3 separate regions of the Homo sapiens genome follow, and regions 2 and 3 are each linked to region 1. The links are chromatin loops, found by intact Hi-C in ENCODE. Cell type or tissue: dorsolateral prefrontal cortex. All regions are shown on one strand. Each heading gives the region's core, and the rest is flanking DNA. Links, peaks and the distances in the headings are about the cores only. Region 1 overlaps ANKS1B (ankyrin repeat and sterile alpha motif domain containing 1B). Region 2 overlaps ANKS1B (ankyrin repeat and sterile alpha motif domain containing 1B). Region 3 overlaps APAF1 (apoptotic peptidase activating factor 1).

What was found. Hi-C counts contacts between places; a loop is a spot of excess contacts. Peaks named below come from ENCODE experiments on the same cell type or tissue, not always from the same donor. Only the 100,000 strongest peaks of a DNase experiment are listed, where the experiment ranks them.
Region 2: it touches region 1 in a loop (3-fold over the local background); 6 of 110 quality-filtered maps call a loop at or near these places.
Region 3: a loop joins it to region 1, with 2.9 times the contacts of the local background. A loop is called at or near these places in 3 of 110 quality-filtered maps.

The regions. Positions count from the first base shown.
Region 1 is chr12:98,890,386-98,898,937 of GRCh38, reverse strand. All of the region lies in intron 17 of ANKS1B (ankyrin repeat and sterile alpha motif domain containing 1B), which reads left to right. Among named protein-coding and RNA genes, the nearest start is that of APAF1, 250 kb to the right of the region's middle. RefSeq lists an enhancer at 3,870-4,369. In dorsolateral prefrontal cortex, for the core only: CTCF peaks have their summits at 3,445 and 3,654; DNase peaks (open chromatin) are centred at 3,687, 4,197, 5,210 and 5,649; H3K4me3 peaks cover 4,090 bases; H3K27ac peaks cover 4,621 bases; H3K27me3 peaks cover 599 bases.
Region 2 is chr12:98,748,079-98,753,078 of GRCh38, reverse strand. ANKS1B (ankyrin repeat and sterile alpha motif domain containing 1B) reads left to right here. Exons shown (of 27, transcript NM_001352186.2): 26 at 1,557-1,724. Among named protein-coding and RNA genes, the nearest start is that of APAF1, 110 kb to the right of the region's middle. In dorsolateral prefrontal cortex, for the core only: no CTCF peak of the experiment used is centred there; a DNase peak (open chromatin) is centred at 2,418; H3K27ac peaks cover 5,000 bases.
Region 3 is chr12:98,722,178-98,730,729 of GRCh38, reverse strand. It overlaps APAF1 (apoptotic peptidase activating factor 1), which reads right to left. Exons shown (of 27, transcript NM_181861.2): 23 at 7,418-7,537; 24 at 6,966-7,091; 25 at 5,190-5,315; 26 at 3,414-3,557. Among named protein-coding and RNA genes, the nearest start is that of APAF1, 81 kb to the right of the region's middle. In dorsolateral prefrontal cortex, for the core only: CTCF peaks have their summits at 4,506 and 4,713; DNase peaks (open chromatin) are centred at 4,678 and 5,139; H3K4me3 peaks cover 977 bases; H3K27ac peaks cover 3,525 bases.

The DNA.
Region 1 (8,552 bases), core at 1,731-6,730:
TGATAGAAAATGGCTGCTCTTAAATAAGCAGTTTATGTTGACGGTTGCATTCTTGATGACCTGTAATGAAATTAATGCTTTGCTTTTCACTGGGTTACAGTGGTCAGAAATTGGTACCATAAGAGTTTTTTCTACTGTCTCACTTTGCAGGAAACAATATTACTTAATACAGCTAGAATATTATAAGATTTAGATACACTCCACATAAATGAACATGAGCTACATATTACATCAGACTATATATTATCTGTTTTTCAAATGACATAAATTGGAAATTGTTTTTAAGCAAAAAAATGAAATTACTGAAGAAAGAATGATTCTGACATTCAATATCCTGGTGCATCACAGAATCATGATAAGTGATTCTGTGGCAAGAATTCATGGTTTTACGCCTGCTTCTAATTATGGTGGTTAACCTCTATAGGTAGCTATTTTCTTTGCTGTAAGGTGAGAGGGTTTCAGGAAATGATTTATCCCCTTTATGCTGTTCTGGTACCTAAAAATATCTAAAATTTGACAATGAATAGGGGCTATTTTAGTGCCATAGAGTAAAAAGTCATTCTCCTGTGAATTATTTAATGTTTTTACTCCAACCAGTAGATTATACTGATAAGATCTTTATGTTTTAATATACAGTACTGGAGAATATCACCAAATTTCATTAGTGCCATGATGAAGTTAATTTCCAGACTGTAATATTTACTTATTTTGCAAAATTAACAGCTGTTTATTTTTTATTTTTATTTTTATAGATGCAGGTTTGTTACATGGATATGTTGTATAACGGTGAGGTTGGGTTTCTAGTGTACTCATCCCCCAAAGAGTGGACATTATACCTAATAGGTAATTTTTCAGTTTCAGTCCCCTCCCATCCTCCCTGCTTTTGGAGTTCCCAGTGTCTACTGTTTCCCTCTGTATGTCCATTTGTACCTATTGTTTAGTTCCCACTTGTAAATGAGAACATGTGGTACTGATTTTCTGGTTTTATTTCACTTAGGATAATGGCTTCAAGCTCCATCCGTGTTGCTGCAAAAGACATGATTTCATTCTTTTTTATGGCTGCATAGTATCCCATGGTGTATATTTACATTTTCTTTACCCAAGCATTCACTGATAGACACAGGTTGATTCCATATCTTTTCTACTGTGAATAGTGCTGCAATAAACATACAAGTGCAGGTGTCTTCTTGATATAACAATTTATTTTCCTTTGAGTAGATACCCAGTATTGGGATTGCTGGGTCGAATGGTAGTTCTGTTTATAGCTCTTTGAGAAATCCCTATACTATTTTCCACAGGGGTTGTGCTAATTTACATTCCCACCAATTGTGTATAAGCATTCCCTTTTCTCGGCAACCTCACCAACATCTGTTATTTTTTGACTTTTTAATAATAGTCATTCTGACTGGTGTGAGACTATCTCATTGTGCTGTTAATTTCCATTTCTCTGATGATTAGCAATGGTGAGCATTTTTCATGTGTTTGTTGGCCACTTGTATGTCTTCGTTTGAGAAATGTCTGCTCATGTCCTTTGCCCGGTTTTTAATGCTTTTTTTTTTCTTGTTGATTGGAGTTCCTTATCGATTATGGATATTAGTCCTTTTTCAGATGCATAGCTAGCAAATATTTTCTCCCATTCTGAAGGTTGTCTGTTTACTCTGTTTATTATTTTGCTGTGCAGAAGCTCCTTAGTTTAATTAAGCAGGATTCCAGTATTTAGAGTATGAACCGATTTTGCTGAATGGGGCTTCAGTAACGACCACCATGGACAGCGACTTCCCCTCCCAGCTCTCCCAAGAAGCATTTTCACTAGCCAGGTAGAAAAGCTGACAGAGAATTAGATTTCCATCATTCTCTAGAGGTAGTGCAGACACAAAACATCCCAAATGACTCTAGAGTGCAGAGGACTGGACATGATGAAAAAGTGATTTACACCTCCTTTCCAAATAGCCTGTAGTTCACTGCCAAGAAATGACAGCTCTTTGAGATTGCCCAATATTGTTATCAGAGAACAATATCCACAAGAGAATGATGACCTGGAAAATGTCATTCTTCGGTCACTCTCATGATTGGGAAACCAAGAAAACACTTACTTTACCTCAAGTCACAGGTGTCTGGATTGCAGAGTAAGACACAGAACTAAATAGCCTCACTTCCAAACCCATTGAAAGTTTGCTAATGTCATAAACAAAGATAGTCAAACATGCCTCCATCAAGTAATCAGGTCCCATTTATCAAAGAGTACACCAGTCAAGATGCAGGTCTTTTTTATTTTACATGTTACATGTATAGCAAGTGAATTAGACATCTAGTCTGAGCTTATGTCCTGGCCCTGCCGCTTGCTAAAAGGGCGGTTTCAGGTATACTATTATCCTGACCCTCACAGAAGCAGACAGTGGCACAAAGGTGGACAAAACAGAGGGCATTTAGAGTTTCCTGTTTAAGGAAAAGAATGTTCTTCCAAAACTACCAGTTGCAGATCTAAGCCTTTTTTTTAATCTGTAAAGTGAGGATAATATAATGAAACCTTCATAGAGTTGTAAGAATTAAATGAGATAATGCACAGATGCCTGGAAAATCGTAAGTGCTCAGTAAATGTTACCTATTATTTAATAATTCATTCATATTTCTATTTTAGAGCCTGAATGTTGCAGTTGGTCAAAATCTTCATTTGCTTTGCTTTCAAGGCAGTAAATGCCTAGCCTTAAAGTTTAGCAAGTGAATGTCTCCTGAACAACAGGGTTGATTATTAGTACTGCTGGAAGTTCCTCATAATGTTAACCATTTCTTTATACTTTTACTTAAAGTACCGCCATTCCAACCTATTCATAGACCATTGGGTTGGTATTACCTTGTTTTAAGACACTGATTCTTCTCTGTGGGAATCTGCGGTTGTTACCCCAGACTAAGTGAGCAACTCACACTTACGGATGGAACTTGTAAGCAACAAAGAACTGAAGCCTGTGGGTTACCTGACATGCTCATTAAAATGTTGTGGTATTAAGCAGCCTGTAAGCCACAAGTTATTTTTATTTATTTATGGCAAGGGGAAAAAAATGGGATTTTAAACATGAGAGAAAAGCCTTGTCATTTAAGGTCGGATTTAATTGGCATAATTTTTGGGGGGAAAAACAAACAAACAAAAACACAAAACCTTTGCCAAAGTAAATTTCCACAACTGTTGGTAGTAGTACAATGGTAACTTTGGTGGAAACCGGAGGCAGGAGTGAGGAGTATTTGAACCTTATCAAAATCTCACCCGTGACCCTCCAAGTCTACTGGAGGCCGATCATACCCGCTCTGAGAACAGCTGGAACGCAAGTCCCACAGGAGAGGGCCACCGGCGCACACAAGTTGAGGACTGCCGAGGCGTCTCCTGCGAGGTAAACACGAAGTCGCTTGGTTAGTGAGAAGAAACCCGAGGTGGCCTCTGGGGCAGACAGAGCAGGACCTGCTTCTGCCCCTTGCCCTCCTCGTCCTCCTCTCTCCAGCGGCGGCGACCGCAGTAACAGCGGCAGTGGCGGCTGCTGCCACTGCTCTGCCGCTGCCGAGCCGGTCACCTGGGCACCCGCGGAGCCGCGCCGCTGCTACCGCCCCGGCGGCCTCCCGGAGTGCGCGGAGGGGGCGGCGGAGGAGCGAGATATCCATAGTAACCGAGGATGCGAGGGGCGCCCAGCAGCAGCGAGTGCCTGGGAGCCAGGAGGAGGCCCCCGCGCGCCGGCAACCCCCAGTGCTAGGCGCCCTGCAGCCCCCGCGCGCCGCGCCTGGGCCCGCATCGCTCTCGCAGTGAGGGTCCGCCCGAGCGGTAAGCCCTCCCCGGCGGCCAAGCCGACACCTCCCCCCCGCCTCGCCGCCCACCCCGGGCAGCAGCCGCGGAACAATGGAGAGCGCAGCCAGCAGCCCTGGAGACGGCGTTCGGGGGAGGACGCGCCGCCGCCGCCGCCGCTGCCGCCAGGGCAGGCGCGCGCCGCGTGGAGCCGGGCGGGTGCGAGGGCGCGCGGCGGGGGGTGGGGGGCACGCGCCGCGCGGGGGGCGGGGGCAGTGGGGGGCGCGCGCGCGGGCCCGGGGAGCTCGCGGGGAGAGCCCGGCGCTCGGCGCAGCGCGGCGCGGCCAAGCTCCGCGCCTCTCCCGCCCTTCCTCGGCGCGCTCGCCCTCGCCTCGCCGCTCGCATTCGCTGGGGGCGCCCAGAAAGATGCACAGAGGCAACGGCTAGGGGAGCGGAGGTTCAAGCCACATGTCTGCGTCCTCGGGGGCCAGAGCCCGCCAGCCCTCGCGGATCCCGGCTCGCGGCCAGCCCGAGCGGCTCGGGTGAGTAGCGGCACAGCGGCCCCCTCGCTCCGCGGCCCCCGCTCGCCGAGACGTGGCTCCAAGAAGTGGTGCCGCAGCCGGGGCAGAGGCGGAGGAAGCCGAGTCGGGCAAGCCGGGAAGGCTGCGGAGACGCTTTGCCGGGGCAGGTGTTGCAGCCTCAGCTAGCGGTCTCTACGGAGGGGGCGGGAGGGGGGCTTTTTTTTTCAAACCTGTTCTGGTTATCGATTCCCCCACCACCCCCGGGTTAAGCGCATTTTCCATTTCCTTTCCTCATTCTTGGGGTTCCGAGGAGTTTGAGGAGGTAAATTGCTGGGTGTCTCTCCAAATGGTTTGACTTTAACAGTGTATATTTTCCAAAGGTCGTTTGTCTTTAATATTAAAAAGCCATGCCAAGTCCACGTAATTTCCAGGTGCGCTGTGCATCGCCTTTAAGGAATAGCAGGAAGAATAGAAGCTGGCAAGGTTGGTGTGGAGTGTGCTCCCTCTCTCTTCCCTCGTATTTCTTTCTACATTGATTAATTAGAGGGGGACGTGGGCATGGACTTTCCAATGTTAAGCCTTGGAGAGCAGGAGCAGAGCAGCAGAGACTGCGATTTGCTGCTTCGGTGAAGGTCGGGTCAGTGTTTCCAGCGAAATTCCAATTTGCGTGCTTGTAACTTGGATGTGATTTTACTCCAGGTTACAACTTGCCAAAAGCCAAACAAGGTCCTGTGTTTATCAGGATGCTGCCATCGCCCCGTATTTATTTGTTTATTTTTCCTCCAAGAAAACCAGCCGTTTATAAACAGCCCCTAAAACAAATGGACAGCTCAGGAAGGTTTCGCGTTTTCAGAGACTGGCCAGGAAGGCGAGTCCTCGCTGCATTTCTCCTCTCTGAGCAACTGAGGTGTGAGTTTGAGAAGACTTGAAATTCAGTCGCGGTGCTGCTTATGTGCGCCGGGCACGTTGGATCAGTAGATTAGAGACACGGGAACTTTGGAATTGCTTGATGATTCTTAGACACTTATAAGGATACTTGCTCTGTGGACTCCTGCATCTGGAAAGGGAAAACTACAGGAAATAGTGTTGGAATGGCAACATGAGGAATTTAGGTACAACCTAAGACTTTTCTGAAGGTTTGCACAAGTTACTAAGAGAGTCTAGTTCTCTTCTTTGGGGTGGGCTCACGTTAAAGTTAGAAGTCAGAAGGAAGAGAGGAAAGATTAGAAAACCTCTCAGAGGTTTCTTCCAAATCTGTATTCCTTGTACTCCGCAGATGAGCTCGTGCAAGGGGATGCCGCTGGTATCTGGGTTATTCGAGTCCGTAATGTTGACGGCTCTGTGATAAAATAGGCTATAATGAGTAGTGCTGGCATTATGCCACCGGAAAGGCTTCCTCAGAAGTGTTTCATTCTGTCGTTGTCTATCCTGAGTAGTGCTGGGTGTGTTAGCAGTGATTCTCTTGGACTCAGATAGAGAAGAAAGGAGTAACGAATACAAATGAAATTAAAACAGATGCATGCTGCCTGGGAGACTTGATGCCAGTGTCATACAAAAACATTGTTACAAATATTTTTTAAAAAAACCTTCAGAATGCAGGGGGAAATATGATGTTGGGGGGCAAAATAGTGAAGTATCAGTGCTCCTTGTTCAAGGATGGAAACCTTGTCCTGCAGTTGCCAAACTTAATGTTACTGCATTGGAGTTACTTTGCTTGGTGCAGTTTGGCACCTTGAGTAGAAGCAATATTTTTTTCTTAAGCCATGACAGTAGAGTGACAATAGATTCATGTGTAGAAACGGGAGACAACCATACTGTTACAGTTTCCCTAATGGGGGCCAGAAGGAGAAAACAGTGTTTTGCCTCTACCTGGAGATCAAATCTCCATTAAAATAATTTTGAAATATAGATACAGCATGGTGTATTATTTAATATGATATTTTGGGATAACTAGTTTTTAAAAATAAAACTGCATAAGTGCACTTATTTGTCAGCAGTTTAAAGTGATAATCTCTGAATAGTTACTAACAACATAAAAGTTTGCAAGTTTAGCCAAATTTCTATACATGAATCGAATTCTGATGCATTTCTTGTCTATTAATTTACTGCATATGATTACCTTTGGTCAGAAATGTTTAGGGGATCACTTCCTTTAAGATAGCGGTACTATATTTGTTTAAAGTTAGTCTACATATTCGAAATAGGGTATAAATTGACAGAGTACATTGTGGGGGAAGCCATTCCTAATAATCGTTTATGATGTTATTATTCTATTTTAAATGTTGGCAGATGTTTTCCAGTTTGTTATCAAGCCATTCTCATTGCACCATTCATTGAATAAGCATATTTGAGCACCGTGTGTTTCGAAGTAGGTTTATCCTTTCTCTAAATGAAAGGCAGACATGTTCTCAAAATCTTATATTGAAATAAATGCTGTGGCATTGACAGTGTTTATAGCATTGGCACATTCTGTAGAAACACCAAGGAGAGTTTATTGATGCCCTCATTTCTGACCAGATGCTGGCATCAACATATGTCATAGTAATATCCATCAAACCAATAAATGTCCTGAGAGGAATGAACAATTAGCAAAATTAATTAGAAGATCTGCTTGATTAAAGTCATTAACGATCATGAGTAAAACATTTGTATTTGTATAGGTGTGTTTGGTTTTTACACATTTTGGATTTTATAGCAGTAACTTAGACTTGGTTAATATTTACAAGTGCTAGTAATCAAACTATAACATCTTCCATGGACCACCAGTAATTAACAGAAGTGTGAATAGGCTCCAGTTGACTACCCATTTTTTTCCTTCTGTGGGCAATAGCCAACAACAAAGCATAAGTGTTTGCTATTTAATTTAATAGCAGTATATATCAATAAACTGAAAAAAAGTATGCATATTTGAGTGAATATGCATTGAGTGAAACATTACATTGGCTATTATATGTAATGTTTTTACTCTTGTATATGTATTTGGTTGCCTTAAAATGGTTGTTTTCAAAGTGCAGTGCTGTCAATATATTTAGTAATTTGCTTGAGAAAGAACATTTACGTGAATGCATTTATCTTCCCACATAACTGTCAATAATGCATTGTTCCAGAAATTATTTTTATGTAGATGTAATTTTTATGCAAAAATTAACCTTTCTTATAATTCCAGTGTGAAATGAAAACCATTCCTGTTCATCTGATTTTTTCTCTATCTTCATGGAATCATGAGATGATTTTTTAGAAGTCAAATATATGATTAAGCTGAGTTCTTTTTTTTTTCTTTAAAAAATTGTGAGAATATATTGGCTTGTTTAGATGAATATCAAAAATTAATTCTCTAAAAATCTTTATGTTTGGCCAATATTTCTCAGTGTTGGTATTCACACAGCAAAGATGTACTGGTGGTTTTCTCATATGGAAATAGGAAATGCAGAGAATATCAGAACAAAACTTGAACCAGCAGAAGCAAAAGTGCAAGTTCTAATCTTCTCTGTTACTAAATTCTTTATAGTGTGTTTGTTTTTTGGGTAAATCTCAAAACAATTTTTCTGTAAATGACTTGAATGGATTCATCTCTTTAGTGTTTGGAATTAATGTACTAAACTGAAACTACTAACCTCAGAGGATAAGCCACAAGAACATTCTCTGGGAAATCAGGGACTACATTGAGATTTTCCTAGATACGCAACTTTACCATATTCTATCACCTCTGTCACTACAGACAGCAGCCTCTGAGACACATGGGAAGACTGCGTTGGACTCATTAGGTGCCTCCAAGGCTGCTTGGCCATATATTTGGAGGGTGCTTGATTCTGTAGCTCTAGTAACATGGGACGGGGCTAGGTTTTGTGGCCATTTTAAGACCAACACTCTTTTCTTGGCAAGAGAACATTGTATTTTAAGAATATTTGAGCATTCAGTCATTTTCAAAGTATAGTTCAATTAGAATAATGTTTGTAACTATATGTTTTATTATCTGTTTTTGGTTTTAGTTAAGGCTTGAGAATGACTTGCACGTAGTTGTAACTGCAACAAGTGGTATGTTTTGTGTTGTGTAACGTTCATAAAAGTCTCATTTCCCTATGTTTAGACATCAAGACCATGTTGTAGTTATTTTTCTAGAAATATAAAATGTAACTGTAAAAATAAGCCAGTTCTCTTTATCTTCATGATTCATTTCTCCAGAAAAGACTTGCAGACCATATGCAGTATCTCTTGGCTCTTAATATATATATTTTTTTCTGTCTTAACTGTCAACTTAGTATGAA
Region 2 (5,000 bases), core at 1-5,000, 140 kb after region 1:
CATGATAAAATATAGAGTGGACCCACAGGGAGAGCAAAAGCCTCAAGAAATAGCTGGGGAATTGGCTCTGTTGGAGCACTGTTTGCGTGCTCACTGCTGCGACTGTGAGCCGCCACACCAGCATGACTAATGCCTCTCCTCTAGGCCTAAATTAGATTTTGATTGTGTTTCGTAGATGTTCACTGAATCACAGATGTTTGAGGTAAAAAGACCCAAACTTCTCAGGAACACCTCCTGTGGAGTGTGTGGGATCATCCTCACAGGCAAGGTTGAAGTGCTCCCAGGACTCAGCAGAAATACCAGTAGTAACCCCTTACCTTCCAAGGCCTTGGGGACAAACCAACTGCCCACAGGGAGAGCTTTGAATGGTGTGGGCTCCTGGGGCCACTGGGCTGTGGGGCCTGCTCCTCCTGGGGCTAACTGGGGATCTGTAAGCAAGAGTGCCCTATCAGTGTGTAAACCAAAAATATCTGAGACAAGTCTCAGTCAATTTATTTTGCCAAGCTTAAAGATGCACCCGTGGACCAGGCGTGGTGGCTCACTCCTGCAATCCCAGCACTTTGGGAGGCTGAGGCGGGTGGATCATGAGGTCAGGAATATGAGACCAGCCTGGCCAACATAGTGAAACCCCGTCTCTACTAAAAATACAAAAATCAGCTGGGCGTGGTGGCACGTGCCTGTAGTCCCAGCTACTCGGGAGGCTGAGGCAAGAGAATCGCTTGAACCCGGGAGGTGGAGGTTGCAGTGAGCCAAGATTGTGCCACTGCACTCCAGCCTGGGTGACAAGAGTGAGACTCCATCTAAAAAAAAAAAAGAAAAAAAATGCACCCGTGACACAGCCTTGGGAGGTCCTGAGACCATGTGCCCAAGGTGGTCAGGGCACAGCTTGGCTTTATACATTTTAGGGAGGCATGAGACATCAATCAGTATGTGTAAGAAGTACGTTGGTTTGGTCTGGAAAGGCAGGACAACTAGAAATGGGAAGGGGGCTTCCAGGCCATAGGTAGATAAGAGACAAACAGTTGAATTATTTTGAGTTTCTGAAGATCAGCCTTTCACTGAATACACAATTTACAGGAATAGTCACTTATGCCTTAGTCTGGCTTAGGGAAACAACAGGACAGGGGAAGCAATCTGATATGCATTTATCTCACATGAGCAGAGGCATGACTTTGAGCTCTGTCTTTTGTCCACAGGAAATTTCCTTTTGGGCAAATTGTGAGGGAGGTATGTAGCTTTTTTATCTTTGTAGCTATCTTATTTAGGAATAGAATGCAAGGCAGGTTTGCCCAACACAGTTCCCAGCTGACTTTTTCGTTTGTCTTAGTGATTTGAGGTCCCAAGATTTTTCTTTTCACAAATGACTAAAGCCTGGTGTAAACCCTAAGTTGGACCCGGAGTGTCCTGTTCTTTGTAGATTTCCACCGAATCGCTGCTGCCTCTGGTGAAGTAGTTCAAGTTCCTCCCTAGTTCACCTCCCTCAGTGTTCCTCAGCCATTCGACCCATTCTAATTTGCAGTGTGCCAGTAGCAAATGCTTTCTCATTTTTCTTGCAGAATTTAGCCTATGAAATCATCCTAACCCTGGGACAGGCATTCGAAGTCGCTTACCAGCTAGCACTACAAGCAAGAAAAGGGGGACACTCCTCCACACTTCCAGAAAGCTTTGAAAACAAACCCTCCAAACCCATCCCCAAGCCCCGCGTTAGCATTCGCAAGTCCGTGGTAAGTAGAAACGATACAGATGTTCTAAAAAACCTTGAACAGGAGGAAAAGGGGCTGCTAACCAGGCCCTTGTGTGGTGTGGGTGCCATTAGAACCCAGGGCCTCTTCTTCATCCTTTCCCTTGGCCTCCTCCTGGCATGTGTCCATCATCACCTCTGCCTGGTTCCCACCAAGTCTTGGGCACCATCTCCCTCAACCTGGAGCCTCCAGAGAAATCCACTTTCTCAGTCACCTGCAGCAACCCTATGAAGGGTCTCAGCAGCAGGTACTGCTGTTCTTGGTGAATCTTACCTAAAGATTCAGGAAAGCTTGGGAGCAGTGTTCCCTGGGGCTTCAGCTGCCATCCCATCAGAGGGCAAAGCCTCCTACAAGCCCCTGGCCTCCAGAGAGGTTTGCAGAGGTACACAGTGATGATGTCCTCGGTCCCCAGCTAGAGGAAGCTGGATGCACAGGCTGCCCTGCTATATGCAAGGCCTGCGCCATGGCCTGCGTGCTTTGTCTCCCGCAGCTGAGGCTTCCTGCGGCATGGTGCCTGTTCAGAAGGTGCAGCCCCTCCTTCTCAGCATCTGCCTTCCTCCAGGAATTTCTTCCCCTTCCCTCCCACAGGCTCTGCAGACATCCTGTCCCAACAGGCTTGCATGACTTCAAAGCGGCCTCCTCTGGTAGTAGCAATATTCAAAAGCTGGAAGATTCCCAACCAGCCTCCCATCTGGTTTCTGCCCCGGCTGCCGTATTGCATCCTAGAAACCCTGGGACTCCCCCAGAATGCATTGCTCTCACGCCCCCGAATCCTTCCATCTGGAACTGTCTCTCCTCCTTCTCACCAGCCCCCACCTCCACTGTCATGGGGAACAGCAGCAGGCATTTTTAACATTTGCAGGGAGGCACCTCCCTTTGTGAACATGCAGTTCTTGTTTTCAGTCTTCTTTTGGGGGCCTACCCCTGTCACCCTTCTTGGCACCATCAACATCCACAGGATTGACCCCTCCAGCATCTGGTCTCACAGTTCCCTGACAGTTTACTTTCGGGATCTTTCCCTCCAGCCCCGGCCATTCGCTCCTGTGTCCATCACTCATTACCAGCCATCCCCAGGAGCTGTATCTCCTCTGAAGTCTTTCTTCCGATGCCACGCTCTGAGCCCCTGGTCCTCCCATTCAGCACTGACCCAACCCAACACACTGGCTCCCAGTTCTGTATCTCCAGCCCTGGGCACCCCCCAATTCCAGACTCACGTGGCCAGCTTCTTTCACATTTCCACCTTGATGCTTCACAGACATCTGAAACTTAGCATGTCCAGGACACAATTCCTGATTTTCCCCTCAAAGCTCTTCTCTCACCAACTTCCCCACCCCACAGCCACTCACCATGCAACTCAAGCCCAAAGTCTACAAGTCAGCCTGGATCCCTGTCTTCCCCTTACCTCTGTATCCAGCCCATGAGCAAATCCCATCCACCCTACCCCTAAAATATATCTCAATCCTGTCCACTCTTCCCCACTTCCTCCATCTCTCTTCCAGTCGGGGCCACTGCCACCTCGCCCCAGGCCTATGCAGTATAGCTCCTTGAGACTCCCCTCCCCACACAGCAGAGATCAGTCATGGCACCCTCTGCCCCAAGTACCCAGAATGCAGTTTCCCACCACAGTCCTCTGTGATGCTCAGCTCTTCCCATTCCTTGACTATGTAATGCTCACTCCTACCTGAGGCCTTTATGCCACCTGCTCCCCACACCTGGAATATCCTCCCCCGGTTTCTGCATGGCTGACTTCATCTTGTCATTCAGGTCTCGGCTACTTGAAGAGGCGGATGTCCTAACCACCCAATCTGACATAGATACCCAGTCACCTTCAAGCATGTCATCTGCTTTTAATTCTGTGTAGCATTTATTAATTGAGGGTTTTTTACTGATGGCTTATTGTCTATCTTCCTCCACAAAAATCTAAGTTTTGGGCCGGGCACGGTGGCTCACGCCTGTAATCCCAGCACTTTGGGAGTCCGAAGCGGGCAGATCACGAGGTCAGGAGATCGAGATTCTCCTGGCTAACACGGTGAAACCCCGTCTCTACTAAAAATACAAAAAAAAAAAAAAGTTAGCTGGGCGTGGTGGTGGGTGCCTGTAGTCCCAGCTACTAGGGAGGCTGAGGCAGGAGAATGGCTTGCACCCGGGAGGCGGAGCTTGCAGCGAGCAGAGATTGAGCCACTGCACTCCAGCCTGGGCGACAGAGCAGGACTCCGTCTCAAAAAAAAAAATGTAAGTTTCATGCACACAGGGACCCCACCTGTGTTGTCACCACCGGAACCAGGCCCATAGCAGGTGTTCAGTGAATATCTGTGGATGACAAAATGAGGGCCTGTGGATGGATTTCACAAGCATATCTTTGAGATTGATTAGGCTGCTAAGTGTCCAGGAATTTGCAGAATGTTTTAGAGATTATCTCTTAGACTATTGTATTCATTCTCATGTGGGCTGAATAAATCTGTTCACAGCAGGTGCCTCTATCTGACCTTACCCTGGTCCCCACAGGCTTCTTCCAGAAGAGCACAAAGGGTTGGGTGGCATAAGAGCTCATAGAATATTCATCCAGATGCCTTCAAGGGAAATAGGAAAATATACAGTGAATAATACTGATGTTATTTATGTGCTTCAAGATCAGTCCCCCTCGACAGGCATTAGTATTCTAGTTCCTTCAGCCCCAGGCATTTCTTGGTAAGAAATATTCAGTGATCCCTAAGAACACGTGAGGTCCTCCCCACAGCTTTATGGAGATACAGTCAAGGCACGGTAGAAGGCAGCTGCAAAGCTCATGGTGCCAGAGAAATGGGAGAGGCCTTCCCACAACCTCAGGCTCTGAGAAGAGCAGGCAGCTAGGACAGGGCAGGCAGACCTGGAAACACCAAAGGAAGAGGCAGCCATGGTGTAGATCCACCTGAGGGCCGTTCCTGAGAGCGGACAGCCCGGCCCCGCCCCAGGAGTGTCCCGTTGTATTTGTACGCACAGGGACGAAACCATTTTAGGATTTGTCTCAAGGCTTAGCCTGACTGGGTCCCTGCTCACCTCCTCACCCTTAGCTGTCTGCCTTCCCGCTCCCCACCCTGCAAACTGACCCCAACCCCTCAACGACCATTTTCCCTTACCTCTGGGACTGTTTTTTATTGCTATGTGATATTTTGACACATGTATACAATATGTAATGATCATATCAGTAATTGAGATATCCATCTCCTCAAATATTTTTCTTTTGTATTGAGAAATTACAATTCTTCTAGTTATTTTGAA
Region 3 (8,552 bases), core at 2,062-7,061, 170 kb after region 1:
CTTTTAATTTGCTCTGTGCTTTTGGATAGTCTCATTAACATGCTGGGTAGATGCAGGCTGGGCTATATCATAATCAGTTGAATAAGCTAGTAATCAAACCAGAAGGCAAAGGCAGCCTGATTGTCATTTAAATATACAAACTAAATACATAGGCTAGAAGTTCTTTCACCCTTCAGACATAACATCTATACTATGTAAACCTATTCTGCTGCTTTATTTCAAGGTTCCCCAAGAACTCTGCAAATATGGTCACTGATCTTTGTAACATCTTATAAACCAGACTCTCAATTATGTGATGGAATTCTGTGGAGGCCAGAGAATCAAATGATGTGGTCTCTAGAAACTTGGTGTCAAAGCTGAGCAGTTAAATTTGTCAGCAGCTAATATAGCCGAAGACTCCCCAGCTTCCAACACAGACAGCAATGACTCTCCTCTAAGCATCATCCCCAGAGCAGACTGAGTTCTAGTTTATCTTTACACTAAAGGAGAACAATTGGTGGTCATTTCTCAGGATCTCCTAATAACTGAATAAAGATGTAGGTTAATGCAACATTTTGTAAACAGAATTGTGTTTTCAATGAAACCTTGTAAAGGGATAACATACATCCTTTCTTTTTTAAAAAAATTTTTATTGATAATTAAGTTGTACATATTTTGGGGGTACATGTGATACAATGTGTAATGATCAAATTAGGATAATTGGGATATCCACCTCAAATATTTATCTTTTCTTTGTGTTGGGAACATTATAATTCTTCTAGCTATTTTGAAATATACAATAAATTGTTAACTATAATTTCCCTACTGTATTATCAAATACTAGAAATTACTCCTTTTGTTTATCTGTATTTTTGTACCCCTTAGTACATCCTTTCATAAAGCTAAAAACTGTCCTCTAATTTATCTTTTTTATAAGCTAGATTCTTATGGTGGTAAAATTGCAGCTGTGTGGGTCTCATGTAACCAAAACACCAGTCATTCAAATATTTCCAAACACTTATCCTGCCTTAGACAATTAATGAGAATCATCTCCTACACTTGAATGTTTTCAGTAAGAAATAACAGTATCATAAGATCTTATTAGGAATCAATTTTGAATGAAAAAGCTTTCAGAATGTCCAAGTGATCAGCCCAATATAGAGGAGTCCCCAGTCCCTGGGCCATGGACCGGTACTGGTCTGTGGCCTTTTAGGAACCCATCCGCAGAGCAGAAGGTGAGCGGCTGGTGAGTGAACATTACCACCTGAGCTTTGTCTCCTGAGAGATCAGTGGTGGCATTAGTTTCTCACAGGAGCAAGAGCCCTGCTGTGAACTGCACATGCGAGGGATCTAGCTTGTGCACTCCTTACGAGAATCTAATGCTGATGATCTGAGGTGGAACAGTTTAATCCTGAAACCATTCCCCGCTCCCCACTTCCTACCACCACCCCATCTGTGGAAAAATTGTCTTCCAAGGAAACCAGTCCCTAGTGCCAAAAAGGCTGGGGACCGCTGATATAGAGTATCATCTTCTACCACTTTTACAAGTAAACTGCTATTCAAAAGACTCACTTCAAGCATTCCCCTCCAGGTGAAGCCTCTGCTAACTCTCTGAGGTTGGTCTGGTCACTCCTCTCCTTTGTGCTTCCACCTCCCTCATGAAAGCATGTCCCAGACCCCTTCTAAACTTTAGGGACTTTATTGGTTTACCACCTGCTTCCCCCATAGACTGTAAGCTGCTGAAAGGCAGGAACCAAGCCATAAACATTGTGCCACAGAGCAGTAGCTTAGCACACACTGGACATTCAACACAGTCTTTTTGAGTGGATAGATAAAAGATACATCAAAAAAACACCAAAAATATGACCCTGAAGCACCACAACACATTCAAATTGCGGCCTCAATCACTAGTAAGTTTTAAAAAGCCAATTAGCTAGAGAAAGCAGAGGCAGAGACCTGGGTTTGAGTCCTGGCTTTTCTATTTACTAATTATGTAACTTTATTTTTGGTTTTTTTGTTTGTTTGTTTTTGAGATAGTCTCGCTCTGTTGCCCAGGCTGGAGTACAGTGGTGTGACCTTAGCTGACTGCAACTTCTGCTCCCCCGGGGTTCAAGTGAGTCTCACCTCTCAGCCTCCCAAGTAGCTGGGACTACAGGTGCCCGCCACAAAACCCAGCTAATTTTTGTATTTTTTAGCAGAGATGGCGTTTTGCCATGTTGGCCAGGCTGGTCTTCAACTTCTGACCTCAAGTGATCTGCCCGCCTTGGCCTCCCAAAGTGCTGGGATTACAGGTGTGAGTCACCACACCCGGCACTAATTATGTAACTTTAGGAAAGTTATAACCTCCATAGAAAATCATTTTCCTCATCTGTAAACCAAGAATGAAATTTAAGCCTCAAAAAGCTGGCTAGTAAGATGAGGGGAGTGAAGCGTTTTGTAAACTATAAAGCCATATACTGCTGCTATTATTATTACTGAAGAAATTTCAAAAATATGTTTTTTTAAAGATTTTCAACCAACATAGTTAATTGTGAATGACATGGAAAACAGAACTAAGTTAAACACCCAACTTGCTAGTCATTCTAATGCCCCAAGTTTAGTATGAGGCAGTATGACAGCTCTGGATTGAGGGCATCCCTGCCACTGTCACCAAAGCTTCCCCAAGATCTGAGGAAAGCAGTCTTGTGGATCTCAGTTTCATCACTACAAAATGGGGATAATAGTAACTGCCTTTTTTTTTCTTTTCCTTTTTATTTATTTTTTTAATTAATTAATTAATTAATTTATTTATTTATTTATTTTCTTTTTTGAGACAGAGTTTTGCTCTTGTTGCCTAGGCTGCAGTGCAATGGTGTGATCTCGGCTCACTGCAACCTTCACCTCCCGGGTTCAAGCGATTCTCCTGCCTCAGCCTCCCAAGTAGCTGGGATTACAGGCATATGCCACCACGCCCGGCTATTTTTTGTATTTTTAGTAGAGACAGGGTTTCGCCATGTTGGCCAGGCTGGTCTCAAACTCCTGACCTCAGGTGATCCGCCCACCTTGGCCTCCCAAAGTGCTAGGATTACAGGCGTGAGCCACCGTGCCTGGCTTTTAATTATTTTTTAAAGTTTTTTCTGGTTCTTTTTTGTTTTCAATATTTTTTTCTGTTCTTTTCTTTAGTTACTAAACTCATTTTACTGCCAGATTTTTTTTTTTTTTTTTGAGACAGGATGTCGCTCTGTCACCCAGGGTGGAGTGAAGTGGCGCAAGCATGGCTCAAAGCAGCCTTGACCTCACAGACTCCAGCGATCCTCCCACCTTAGCCTCCGGAGTAGCAGCCTTTTTACTCTGCTGGGTTGTAAAAGGCCCAACTGAGAAACAGGAAGTGAAAATAGCTTGGAAAGTATGATATAGGCTATTATTTTCTTTCACAGTTCTTGGGGAACTCTTACCTTAATATATCCTCCAGCAGAGATAAGCATTTTGCCATCTGGAGAAAAGCAAAGGTCAGTCACCCAGCCTCCATGGGTAGCAGCTCCTTCTTCTGAAAGCGGAGCACACAAATGAAGAAGCTCACCGTTTGAGACATTCCATATCTACATAAACATGATACACAATTCATTAACAGAGTTATCCAGAAGCTTCTCTGGTTTTAAAACATATATATGTCCATATATATGTATTCTAAAATTATTTTACTAGACTTTATTATAAACAACCCTAACACAGATACTAATATTGCCATTTATTTCCAGTGGCATTTAATATATAAGCAGTGCTCTAATTTTTCAAATAAAGGTACACCAGAATAAGAAAAAGAAACAGAGGCATAAATGGTAAAAGAAAATTAAACAATCATTTGTAAATCTCTCCCTAGAAAATCCAAGAGAACCGAATGGAAAAACTCATTAGAAACAGTTCAGTAAGGTAGTACATATACAAACAAAAATCAGTAACTTTCCTATATTCTGAATAATCAGGGAGAAAAAAATTTTTTTAATGTACCAACAAAAATTTTTAAAATAACACAATTTTAATGGAGACAACTTTTTCCTGCAGTGGTTGAAAAATGAAACACCGCCTCATAACTGGGAAAGGAGCACTTTCATCCAAAGACGCGAACTCAGAGCAAAATGAACATTTCCAAAGCAGCCCTGCCACTTCAGCTGACACACATTTATGTGACTGGTAGAGAGAAGGTTGGTTACTTAGTCCTCAAGAAGAAGAATCTTAATTTCCCTGGAAAGCCCATCTGATAACACCTCTGTTCCTGCAAACTGTATACTCTCCTAGTCTTCTGCACTATATACCTGTTCCTGGAGTTTTAGATCCTCCTTTGTAATGAAAGGGGGAAAACCCCATCTTCCTCATCTACACTGGTTACCAAAGTAGTCATCCCAATACCCAAACTTTTCCAATCGGCTCCCCAATTCTTCTGACACAACTAGGTCAACTGACTCCTTTTCCATAATTTCTAATCTTTCAGCATGCAATTCTTTCCATATGGTACTATATTTCCACAGACACAGAGAACAACATTCTAAGCCTCCTAAAAAGATTGTTTTCTAAAAGTCAAAATTATATATCTAAAAAAAATAGATTGTTTTCTAAATAAAATTGGCATGGTTTGTATGTATATCTTAAGCACTGCAGGGTAATAAAAACTGGCCTAGCATGCAGACTGTGACTCAATTAGGAGCCCTTCGCTGCCCCACAATGACGGAAATGTGAACCTCTGCACTGTTTAACAGGCAGGCAGTCCACAGAGGACTGCAACAAACCACACTGGAAATGGCTATCAAATGGGTATAGTGCTAAAGAGATCTTTTCTTTCAGCACAGAAAAAGCAGAATTTGCAATTCATTTATAATCCAGACCATAATTTACAAAATTATTTTCCTCAAATTCTGCTACCAAAAACCTTTGGTTCAAGTCCAAGAATTAAGATGAATCATTCTCAAGCTAATGGCAGAGAATGAACTACAAATGACTAGAGCACTTGCTTCCTCACATATACAGGGAATGCTTCACTCTAACTCTAAAATGAATCCGTTTCTGCAGTGGAGTGCAGCTGTGAATACAATGTGCACAAGAAACAAAAAGAATGCCTCATCCAACCACAACTTCAGGACTATGCTTCCCTGGCCCGTGAACAAAGGTCCCCACTGTGAACAGTGCTAGCCCAAGCTACAAGAAGAGCAGTGCTCTCATGTCAGCAAACAGCCTACCCTGATTTCTCCATTGTCATCTCCCGTTGCCAGCAGGGTACTGTCCACAGAGAAGGCAGAGCAGCGCACACAGCCGTTGTGGCCCCTCAATTCATGAAGTGGCAAAAGGAGATCAAAACTCCAGATCTGGAAGGCAATTAGGATTGTTTAGCAATGCTATAAACACTCAAAATAAGCATCTGCCTTGATTGCTATTCAGCCATAAATTCAATCACATGGACATTCTAATATCTGGCAATTCATAAACTGTCATGAGATGCCCAAGTTCCAGCATGCAACCTTGTTAATTTTTCTGAGTTTCCCTTTATTTACTCAAGTTAAATTCAGCTCAAGGATCAATGTCACTCCTTCCTTAATTTAGACCTAGACAGAAGAACACTGAATCAGCTAAGAGCAGTCTGTGGAGTGAAGCAGACCTGAATGTGAGTGCTAGCTCCACTGTTCACTAGATTCTTGTGACTAGGACAACTCATATAAGCTTCTATAGCTTCAGACACGGCATCTGTAAAATGAGGACAATTGTACCTATGATGTGAAGATTAAATGAGATTATAGAGAGTGAAATTACTAGCATGTGACAAGTAATCTTTAAATGTTAGTCACTATACTAGCCTACTTCTTGGCAGCCAAATGCTATTTTTTTTTTCTTTCAATATTGTCTCATGGTTTTGTCAACATCATTTAGCAACCACATACTGAAAACTACCAAGTTCCAAGCGCTGTGAGCTAAGAACTAGTGGTACAAGAAGATAAACTAGCTACAGTCACTATCCTTGAAAAGTTTATAGTTTAATCACAAAGACAGGCTCACGAACAGTTAGTGAACAGTTGTATGAAGTAAATGTTCTAACAAATGAATAAAATGTAATAGAAACACTGGAGGTAGAGCAGCTAACCTTGCTTGAGGGTCAGGAAACGCTTCAGAAGAGCTGCCATCAAATCTAGGTCTAGAAAGATGAGTCATAATGCTTCAAGGTAAAAGAGTAGAAGGTTTATCAAACCAAAGTTAGCAGCATGCACAAAAAGATGAAGTTGGAAAGTAGGCTGGCACAGAGGAAACAATATAGCAGAAAAAGATGGTGAGGAGCTAAGTGGTTGGCCTATAAACCGTTAGGTAATAGGTGTTTCAACAAGGGACACAGGCAGTGGTATGGAAGATAAAGTGGAAGAGGTGCAGACCAGAGGCAGGATGCTGGGACAGTTCACCAGTGGAGGAGGAGGAAAGCATGCTCTTCAGGGTGGTGACAAAGAGGAGAAGATAACTCTAAGATGCACTAAAGAGTCATCAACAGAGCACAAAAGACAGGATACAGCCCTGACAATTCCAAGGTTTATAGTTTGGAAAGACTGGTAGAAGGAGAAAAAAGGAGAGAAGAGAGTACTTGAGGTCCCCCACCAAGCAGCATCATTCACCAGAATGTGATTTTAGACACACGTCAATTATATTACATTAATTATATTAAAATTGTATTGTCAGTGTATAATTAAATGTAAATGCTTTTCAATGATTTTTATTGCCTACAATATGCAGTAGAGGTTGCATTTGATTAGTTATAGACAAAAAGTAATCCATAAGGGAGAAATCAGAAGTCCTCAATGTATTTCATTTCATTCATTTGATACCAACTAAATGCCAATGGGCATCCTCCAAAAGATCACAAAATATGAAACAGACATGTAGAGAGCAACTGTTATGTCCTTTTGCATATATTATTTGAACTCATTATACATAACCACTACCAAAGTTTTATGCATGGTTTCAATTGATTGACCTACCTTTGCAGTCTTGTCAGCAGAGGTAGATGAAAACTTGGTAGCATCGTGAGAAATGTCACAAGAAAGTACTGTACCCTGGTGACAGACAAAGTCTTTTTCTTTATTTCCAGTAATAATATTCCATACCTTAAAAAAAAAAAAAAAACACTTGGAGGTTGACACTTTTAAGAACATTTTATATTAAAAAGCATAATCAGCTACAAGACAGGTCTATAAAACAAGAGTTTTAATACACTGGCTGTTCTGACCCCTTTACTTTAAATGTGACTAACAGTATAAATGCTCATTAAACACAGCAGATGTAGGTGACTGCAATTAACAGAAAACAAGCATGAGAAAAATTAAAAATTTTTAAGTAAGTAATTAGCCTCACAGTGGCTTTTGACTGTCTCAATATAATCATTGCAATATGAGAATACTTTTTCAAAAAACAAATTTATACTTTAAATTACCTTCACTGTTCCATCAAATGACCAAGAAAGCAGTCTTGAATTTTTCAAGAGTCTAAAGTCTTTCACTGTTTCCTGATGGCCTCGTAGAAAGATACATTTGTCCAATTGCCAATTCCATACCTGAATATCAAAGAAATAAGTCTGTTATAATCCTCCCCCGATCCTATCTCATTGGAGGGGTGGAGAGAGTGTACATTCTCTTGTCTAAAGTCTTTTACTCACATGGCATTTCAGTAAAACAGAGAGGAATAAGAGAGAAGACTGTGGTGTCCACATTTTACAGACAGAAGCTGCGGTTATGTAAATTGACTAGGGGCAAAATAAAATACTTTTCCTCCTAAATAAAATTTGTTTTCTTCAGTTGCTTGGAGAACAGTTAATTATACCAGAAGATAGAAAAAAAAAAACACACAATATGCCAGTGAGCTCACCATCTGATTAAATTTTCCTGAGAAAATTATCCTAATTACATAGTCACAGATTTCTGAACCTACAAGCTGGGGAAGTCTACAGATCCTGGCCCCACTGAAGCTGGCCTGGGAAGGCCAGTTGATCAAAGCAGCTTCAAACCAAAACACAAGAGTTCCCAAGCTTCAAATATCTCAGCTATCCCCCATCGCAATCCTCAAAATGACGGAAGTGAGAAGGCATTGTTTTTCATGTGGAGCTTCAGGAGGAGCTCCTCAGACATAAGGAAAGGGGTGGGGGGAATGAAATAACATGAGTAACTAGCACAAAATATGCATACAAACGTATCTGAGACACAGAGGTACACAGAAGTTTATTTTTATGCTATGTCTATGTAAAGGACATTTCTTAATTACTAAAAGCAACTGTATTTAGAGCTTTATTAATACTTGACTTCAAATTAACTTATTTAATAAATGTCTATTTAGTACCTATATGCAAGGCAAATAGGAATCAAACAAGGATCTAGCATAAAGAAACTTAAGAGTTTAGCAAAGAAAATGAGAAATACAACAACAAACCCAAAAAGTCCTACAATAGAAGATACAATGATAGAGATAAAAGTTCTGTGAAACTCAAAAAAAGTAATTCCTTAGAGAAAATTTGGAGATAGCACATTCAAAGTAGGCTTGAGGAATGGGTTTAAAGTGTGATTCACAAACTGAGA